Linked DNA regions of Homo sapiens: region 2 is linked to region 1. A link is a contact called in ENCODE Hi-C or POLR2A ChIA-PET data. All regions are on one chromosome and are shown on one strand. The core of a region is the stretch at or near the end of the contact, and the rest is flanking DNA. Distances in the headings are between cores, read along the strand shown. Region 1 holds the start of MCUB (mitochondrial calcium uniporter dominant negative subunit beta). Region 2 holds the start of AP1AR-DT (AP1AR divergent transcript).

What was found. Hi-C counts contacts between places; a loop is a spot of excess contacts on that map. ChIA-PET counts read pairs that join two places held with the same protein, here RNA polymerase II (POLR2A). Pooled maps may share reads with other maps.
Region 2: a map of B cell shows a loop between it and region 1 (6-fold over the local background). The contact joins the promoter of AP1AR-DT here to the promoter of MCUB in region 1. A Hi-C loop is called at or near these places in 1 of 168 maps with a recorded cell type or tissue (B cell) and 6 of 50 pooled maps. POLR2A ChIA-PET finds 5 or more read pairs at or near these places in 1 of 52 experiments (endothelial cell of umbilical vein).

Annotation. Positions count from the first base shown.
Region 1 is chr4:109,558,256-109,562,154 of GRCh38, reverse strand. It overlaps MCUB (mitochondrial calcium uniporter dominant negative subunit beta), which reads right to left and starts at 1,909. Exons shown (of 8, transcript NM_017918.5): 1 at 1,719-1,909. The coding sequence starts at 1,817. RefSeq lists an enhancer at 1,023-1,222 and a silencer at 1,643-1,962.
Region 2 is chr4:112,230,270-112,234,168 of GRCh38, reverse strand. AP1AR-DT (AP1AR divergent transcript) reads left to right here and starts at 2,019. Exons shown (of 1, transcript NR_186684.1): 1 at 2,019-3,899. It overlaps AP1AR (adaptor related protein complex 1 associated regulatory protein), which reads right to left and starts at 2,382. Exons shown (of 10, transcript NM_018569.6): 1 at 1,995-2,382. The coding sequence starts at 2,077. RefSeq lists enhancers at 1,588-1,637, 1,662-2,609 and silencers at 1,848-2,117, 2,278-2,557.

The sequences.
Region 1 (3,899 bases), core at 660-3,159:
GGAGAAAAGGATTTGCAGGTGATAATTTGAGAAAGGGCAGCCAGTCCCGGGATCCACAAAAATGCTACTCAACGTGTTAAATGGACTTAATAGAAAACACTTGGGGCTGGTCGCGGTGGCTCACCCCTGTAATCCCAGCACTTTGCGGGGCTGAGACGGGCGGATCACAACGTCAGGAGTTCGAGACCAGCCAGTCTGGCCAACATGGTGAAACCCCGTCTCTACTAAAAATACAAAAATTAGCCGGGTGCGGTGGCGCGCGCCGGTCATCCTATTTTCTGGGGAGGCTGAGGTAGGAGAATCGCTTGAACCCAGGAGGCGGAAGTTGCAGTGAGCCGAGATCGCACAACTGCACTCCAGCCTGGGTAACAGAGCAAGACTCCGTCTCCAAAAACAACAACAAAAAACAATAATCTGTGTTTAAAATGGCATGTGAAAGGGGTTCCTCGTATTGGGTTGTTTTAATGTTTGGTATCTCTTTGACTACACAATGCAACACTTACAGTAAAAGTACAACCTTTAAAAGTATAAAAAGCCCATCTCCCCAATGACTTTATAAGTCTACCATTTTACATTTTAAGGAGTTTGCCCCTGTTCTTACATTTAGTAACAACATGGCCTTCCTCATTCTCTTTCAAACATTCCTGGAATTGATTTTCTGAATGCACTTAATCCTTTGGTCACAAGCTCAATGAAAAGGAAAAAAAAATGCACTTAAATATTCCCTGCATCAATTGAAACTGAAGCCCTCAGACAGCTGGAGGAAAAGGGGGGGAAGGAAAAAAAAGAACAAAATAAACAGGAAGTGAAAGTGACAAGAGAATCACACTGCTTACTTTTTGGCTTTTAAGCCTTTAACAATCTGAAAGTAATCTTAACAGTGTGGGGGAGGAACAAACGAAAACTCAGAAACAGCTCCCTCCCCAACCACACACACCCTGAAGGCTTTGGCTGTCTTTCCTCATCTGGGTCAGAGTTTGCACTCCCGGGCTCCTGTCAGGCTCCATCGCAATCCTCCTTAAACTCAGCGCTTTCCCCTTCTTCTAGTCTTTTTTGGTGCACATCCACTCTCTACTCCTCCAAGCCACGGTTCTCCACAGACCACAATACAACGGTGTCAGGCCAACTGTTACTCACCAGCACACTCATGATTCACCCGTCTCTCGGGTGTCTGAACAAAACGCGAGTTTTTCTTCCTTCTGGGAAAGGGAGGTGCTCGCAGATTTCAGGATGGAAATTTCACTCTCCTGCGACCGTCCACACCCGGGACGGTCACTGCCCCGTTCATCGTTTCCGGGCTCCTTAGGGGCTCGGGCACTGATCACCAAGAGGGAACCGGCCCCGCGGCGCAGCGGCTTTGGAAACTTGCTCCTGACCGAGAGCTGCAGCCCAGAAACTGCCTCCCAGGTTATTCTGCTGCTCCCAGGCCGAAGTCTGGTGGTCCCCGCACCCTATCTCGGCCCGGGTGAGGCACCCCCAGCCGCAGCGCTCTGGCTTCACCTTCCCCGGGCCCGGAGTCTTGACCTCAGCCCAGGCCTCCGTGACCCACGTCGGCCGCCCGGCCACCACCTGTCGGGACCGCCCGGCGCGCGGAGCCCGGCAGCCAGCAAAACGCAGTTGACTGCTCGGCCGCTCGGCTTTTGCTCCCGCCAAAGTTGTCCAACGCAAACTTTGCACCAGCCTACCCCGAACCCCCACAGCCCGGCACCCGCTCTTACCTGGGGCGGAGGCGGCAGCGGCCACGGGCGCGCTGGGCGCCAGGTGCCAGGGGTCGGCAGCAGCCGCGTGCGCCACGGCCAGAGGCCCCTCTGGAGCATCCTCCCGCCCCAGGCGCGCGGCTCCCGCAGGCGTCAGCGGCGCATCCTCCCTCAGCCGGGCTCCTCGTCAGCGCCTGGTGGCTCCGAGCTGTGGGCGCTCCCGCCCCGCCTGCTCGCTCAGCGCGCCGCGGCTCCAGCTTGGGCGGGCTCACGGGAGGGTGTGTCCCTGTTTCCACTTGTCGGCTCTCTACGCATCCGGGCGCAGGGCTGTTTTCTTTCCTCCGACCAAAAAAAAAAAAAAAAAAGAGAGCGAGAGAGCGGGAGCCCGAGAGCGGGAGCCCGAGGTCGAGGGCCCCCTCCTTCTCCAGCAGAAGACCCTCTGGAATGAACAGCAGCAGGCGACGCACACCTTGCGAGCTCTAGATTTCAAAACTCGCTGTTAATTCCCGGTGCTGCGTGCTCTGAGCGCCGTCTTCGCCATCCAACCCAGACGGGGATGAGACGAAAACAGCGTCCGGCATCTGGAGGGGGCAGGGCCGCTCAGGAAGTTTGTTTTCCCCACCGAGCTTGGAGAAGACGGATTGAAGCGGGTCGGCCGAGGCCTCTCCCACCTCCACAACCTCCAAGGCCTCTGCCCCGGGCTGCGGTGCCGGGCCCCTGCTCGCTGGCGAGTGCGGTGTGAGGCGGGCAGCCCGGGCCTACCCCTGCGGAGGTTTGTAGTTCACGGTATAGGGGCCCAAACCCGAGTTTTTTGGGAAAGTATCTCCCACAGAATTGGCTTCTCTTTTGAAGCACGTTTTTAATTGAAGAAGCTTCGGAACCGGTATTGAGTTCTTCTAACTACTGGGAAATCGGATGCTTTGTTTTGAGACTACTTATTTTTGAAAGCAAACCAAAGGCATTAAAGAGCAACCTAAACCAATTACAGTAGGGTTGTTAGATAAAATATAGGATGCCCAGTTAAACTTGAATTTTAGATACAAATAGTGAAGTATGTCCCAAATATTGCATGGGTCACATTTATTATTTTAAAAATGAAATATCTGGGATATACTAAATTATTTGGTGTTTATCTGAATTCAAATTTAACTGGGCACTCCGCATTTTTATCTCCTGAATCTGCAAGAGGGTTCAGTTAATGAATCAAAATTGGCAAACCTGCAATAAGTGGCAAATCACTCCTGGCGGTAATCTCCTTTCCTTATTGAAAAGGGAAAGAATCACAAGTTTCTACTATAGTAAAAACTTTATCACTATTAAAGGCTGATTCACCTGTGTTAACTAGCATGTCTTTCAAAATACAGTTGCCCCAGATGGAGAGTGACACATGAAACTTTAAGTTCATATGGGAAGGTAAATTACCTTACCTGAATCTTTTCCTCCTATTAGCTAGTGCTCCAAGTGAAAGAAGCGTGTATTTTTGTTTTTTTGTTGTGAAGGGTTCTTGTTTAATACAACTGAAAAGAATGCCTATACAAAGAATTGACATGAAAAAGCATTGATTCAACACTCATGAGCTAGGTTCTGAAAGGTGTAAAAAAATTACCTGAACATTTTTAGAAATTGGAAACTACAACTAAAACTGATAAAAATCCCTATTAACATTTGTGAAGAATCTTGATAATGTGTCCTGAATTGGTGGGTTCTTGGTCTCACTGACTTCAAGAATGAAGCCGCGGACCCTGGTGGTGAGTGTTACAGTTCTTAAAGGTAGCGTGTCCGGAGTTTGTTCTTTCTGATGTTCGGACATGTTTGGAGTTTCTTCCTCCTGGTGGGTTCAGTGGTTTCGCTGGCTTCAGGAGTGAAGCTGCAGACCTTGGCAGTGAGTGTTACAGCTCTTAAGGTGGCGCGTCCGGAGTTGTTCATTCCTCCCAGTGGGTTCGGGTCTCACTGGCCTCAGAAATGAAGCTGCAAACCTTCACGGTGAGTGTTACAGATCATAAAGGCAGTGCAGACCCAAAGAGTGAGCAGCAGCAAGATTTATTGCAAACAACAAAAGAACAAAGCTTCTAGAGCGTGGCACGGGACCCAGACAGGTTGCCACTGCTGGCTCTGGCAGCCTGCTTTTATTCCCCCATCTGGCCCCACCCACATCCTGCTGATTGGTCCATTTTACAGAGCGCTGATTGGTCCGTTTTGACA
Region 2 (3,899 bases), core at 770-3,269, 2.7 Mb before region 1:
TCAACCTGCTGGCCGGGCGCGGTGGCTCATGCCTGTAATCCCAGCACTTTGGGAGGCCAAGGCTGGCGAATCATGAGGTCAGGAGATCAAGACCATTCTGGCTAACAGGGTGAAACCCGGTCTCTACTAAAAATACAAAAAAATTAGCCGGGCATGGTGGCGGGCGCCTGCAGTCCCAGCTACTCAGGAGGCTGAGGCAGGAGAATGGCGTGAACCCGGGAGGCGAAGGTTGCAGTGAGCCGAGATCGCGCGCCACTGCACTCCAGCCTGGGCGACAGAGCGAGACTCCGTCTCAAAAAAAAAGAAAGAAATACTCCACCTGCTTATGTTTTTATGGCATATCTACAGACAATTAACACTCACGCTGATTCATGGATTTCCTCCTGCCACCTCCCTGTGCTGCCAAGCTCACGAGCTGAGGGAGTAGAACCTACAATTTTAATGCCGTACTCTACGGAGACCCCATGAAAAAAACAAAACTAAAGTCCACAGACACATCATGTAGTCCAAAGTCAAATATAAAGTTTTTTGCTTATCCATTTAGAATGTAAGTACTGCTCCCTCACCAACCAACTTTCTTGGAGTTAGAATTTAACGCCCTGTAACACAACTACAAATAATAGTAAAAGCCAAAGATTGTGTGGCATCTAGTTATTGGGCAAGCCTACTTAAGCAGCTTGACCTTGTAAGTTTCATTCACACACAAAAATTATAAATACTTAAACCAGATGATCCTGGATGACAAGATAAAACAACTGTCATGTCCCACTCAAGAGTAATAACTCATAAATTAGGGAAATCGAAATATTACACTAGGCACAAACTGCAAATCCTTGCCCTTCCATTCTAGGGATACTTAGTGTAAAACCTTAGCTATTTTGTATCAGAGAGGTGACACAATGCCTAATTAATGAATGAGAATCCTATATTTTATAAGATCTCCATTACCAAAGATTCAAATTATGATCATTTACTGCAATTTATTTATGTTGAACATCTTATTACCCAATAATGTTAGTTAAATGGAACAGATTATGAAAAATTAGCAATCTGTTTCAGAAAGTGCAAAACAGTCTTAGTCCTTACACAAACTGGCTTGGTTCAGATTTTCAATTCTAGGTTTGAATTCCGGAGGGACATTTAATAACAACAAAGCCAACCCCAAAGGAATTTGCTCTAATTTTTTCAATATATATGAAATAAAAAAACACAAAAACGGAATTATGAAATTACTATTCTGTGGATGGTGCATATACAAAACCTAAGCAATATCCCAGGTTTACTCAAGAGAAGTGAAGTTCAGAAGGACTGCAATTTACCTAATGTTACAGGACGTTTGAGTAGCAATCAGGGCAAGGAATTCCTCTCGAAATTTCAAAAACTTAATACGAAAAAATTACACATTGTCCCTGTAGTTATGAGCACCAAGAATCTGAATGCCCATTGGGAACTCTGCAATTCAGCAAGTCTTTGTAGCTACCAGAGTTCATCAGTATCTGGAACCTTATTTTACTCCAGCATCCAAATGACTTCTACTTAAAATCAATCTGAGGCATTAACTCCGGAGCCAGATCCCACCTGCTCTGCCAGGGCTAAAGAGAGGGTCAGATACAGGGATACTAGCTTTGGCGTTAAACCTAAGCTCAGCGCAGGGTGTGTCCAGGTTGCCGTGGAGCCGGTCCTACAGCCCATTAGCGCGAAGCTACCCCTTGTTTCCTGGAGATGATGTCTCCCGTGACTCCTTCCCCGCGTGACAGGGCGCCCTGGCAGGAGGGACACCCCGCCCCCTCTTCTACCTCTTTCCGAGGAGGCCCCAAGACCGGACCCCAGACTGGGCCTCCAAGACGACCACCAGTCTGACGTCTGCTAAGCAGTGAGTGTAGCAGGGCTCTCGACCGCCACCTCCAGCCGCCGGGGGACGGTGAAAGGGATTCCCCGCCGGGGGCCGAAGAGGAGGAGCCACGGGGGCCGGGCCCCTCCCCCAGCGGGCTTACCCTCCGCCGCCGCCTACTCGCTGCAGCCGCCCCGCTTCCTTGCGAAGCAGTCCGAAGCACTGCGTCCAGCAGCAGTTCCCCATCGCATGCCGCCCAGGCGCCGCCGCTCCTCCTCCTCCTCCCGCTCAATGCCCAAACCCAGGCCCGGCAGCTGCATCCGCACGGCACGAGCCGAAATGGGGTTCAAGGACCGAGGGCGGGCCGGCCAGAGCCCGGCGGCGTGAGGGCACGGGGCGACGAAAGACGAGGCGCTAGGGAACAAAGGCAGTGTTTACTCCAGCGGCCGCAGAGCCACCGCTGCGCGAGGGAGGAGCACCGGGCTCAAGGCTCTGGACTCCCTCGCCGTCCGCATGGCCCTTCTCGCCTCAGCTCCTAGCCCAGCGTGAGTGACCGCCTCCAGCTGCCGAAGGAGGCCAGTCCCCGCGAGCCGAGCACCCTGGCCCCGCCCCCAGCGCGCCCAGGCCCCTGCTCGCCGCCAACGCTGCCACACCCCCGGCCTCTCCCGCGCCCCAATTGGGCGCGCTACCTCGGTGCCCCGCCTTCTCTGGCGACCGGCCTGTGCGTCACTTCCGCTCGCTCCTGGTTCAGCCGCCTCTGCCTGCGAGACGGTTCAATTCCTGCGTGCGGACGTTTGTTTTGTTGGACCTTGACCTGACTAGGAAATTTCCCTCTCTCATTGCAGTTTCGGGCATCCTCGTCCGGAGCACGCTGGGCGTGGCATGGCTAAGGCTCAGCCTTCGAACTTTGTATCAAAGGCGTGTGAGGAGCCAGAGTCCCAGGCCGGAAGTCATAAGTGCGAAGGGGCGTTTCTCTGCACGGTGTGCTTAGTTTTTGTTAATACTGCACCATAAGCGGAAAATAGACTCGGGAACTGATTGAGGTTACTTTGAACGCACCAAGATTTTTTTCCGGTCTCTGGTTTGTGTCTTAATTTCCATACTGTTAATGTTTTAGGGAAACGTAATAATGGTGCATTATTGTCCTCGTTTTGTTTGAAAATCAGATCTTCACATAATTTTGGGTTGGGTAGTTGGGGTTCAGAGGAAATTGGCAAGAGGGCTGGGGTTTTTCGGGGACGTCAGCGTTGCCATTCCAAGCATGCTGCCCAGAACTGCTGTAGATGGGAAGAGAAAGCTGCTCTAATGTGTCCGCAGCCCTCTCAAGTGCTACCATATAATTCGCGTCTTGTTTGGCCTCAAGACAGTTGGCCTCACAATAGATATAAGATGTGGTTTAGTAGACACCTCGTCCAGTGGATAGGAGGATGCTCTCATGGACTGGACACATCAAGTTTTTAGCCTGTTTAATTAAACCTAGAAAAATTGTTACATTTTAGAAAGTTTTTATTGATGATAAAATGTTCTCTGAACTCATTTTCTTGCTTCTTTAAATACGTATCTGGTTTCAATCTTAGCACTGCTACTTACTAATGTTTATTTTATTTGGGTTTTAGTTGTTTTGTAATCAGAAGCATAGGATAACATTTGTCCCAATGGTTTGCTTTCAGTGAATGTTGGGATGACCGAATGACTTCCTAGTGAAAGCATTTTCTTTTCTCCTTCCAACCCCTGAAATTAGACAAATGTATTAATGAAATAATCATTAAAATTCAACTATAAATGTTTACAGAAACTGGTACATCTATCCTATGGAATATTTAGTAACAAATAGGAACACAGTATTGATGAACACACCCTGAAATGAATCTGTAGGAAATTATGGTTAAAGAAAAAGCCAATCTCAAATGCTTATATACTGTGTAATTCCATTATGTAACATCTCAGAATTGATAAATTTATGTAAGTGGACAACAGAATAATTGATTGCCATGGGTCAGGGAATGGAAATCCTGCATCTTGTCTATATTAATGTCAGTATTCTGGTTGTGATATTGCAATAGTTTTG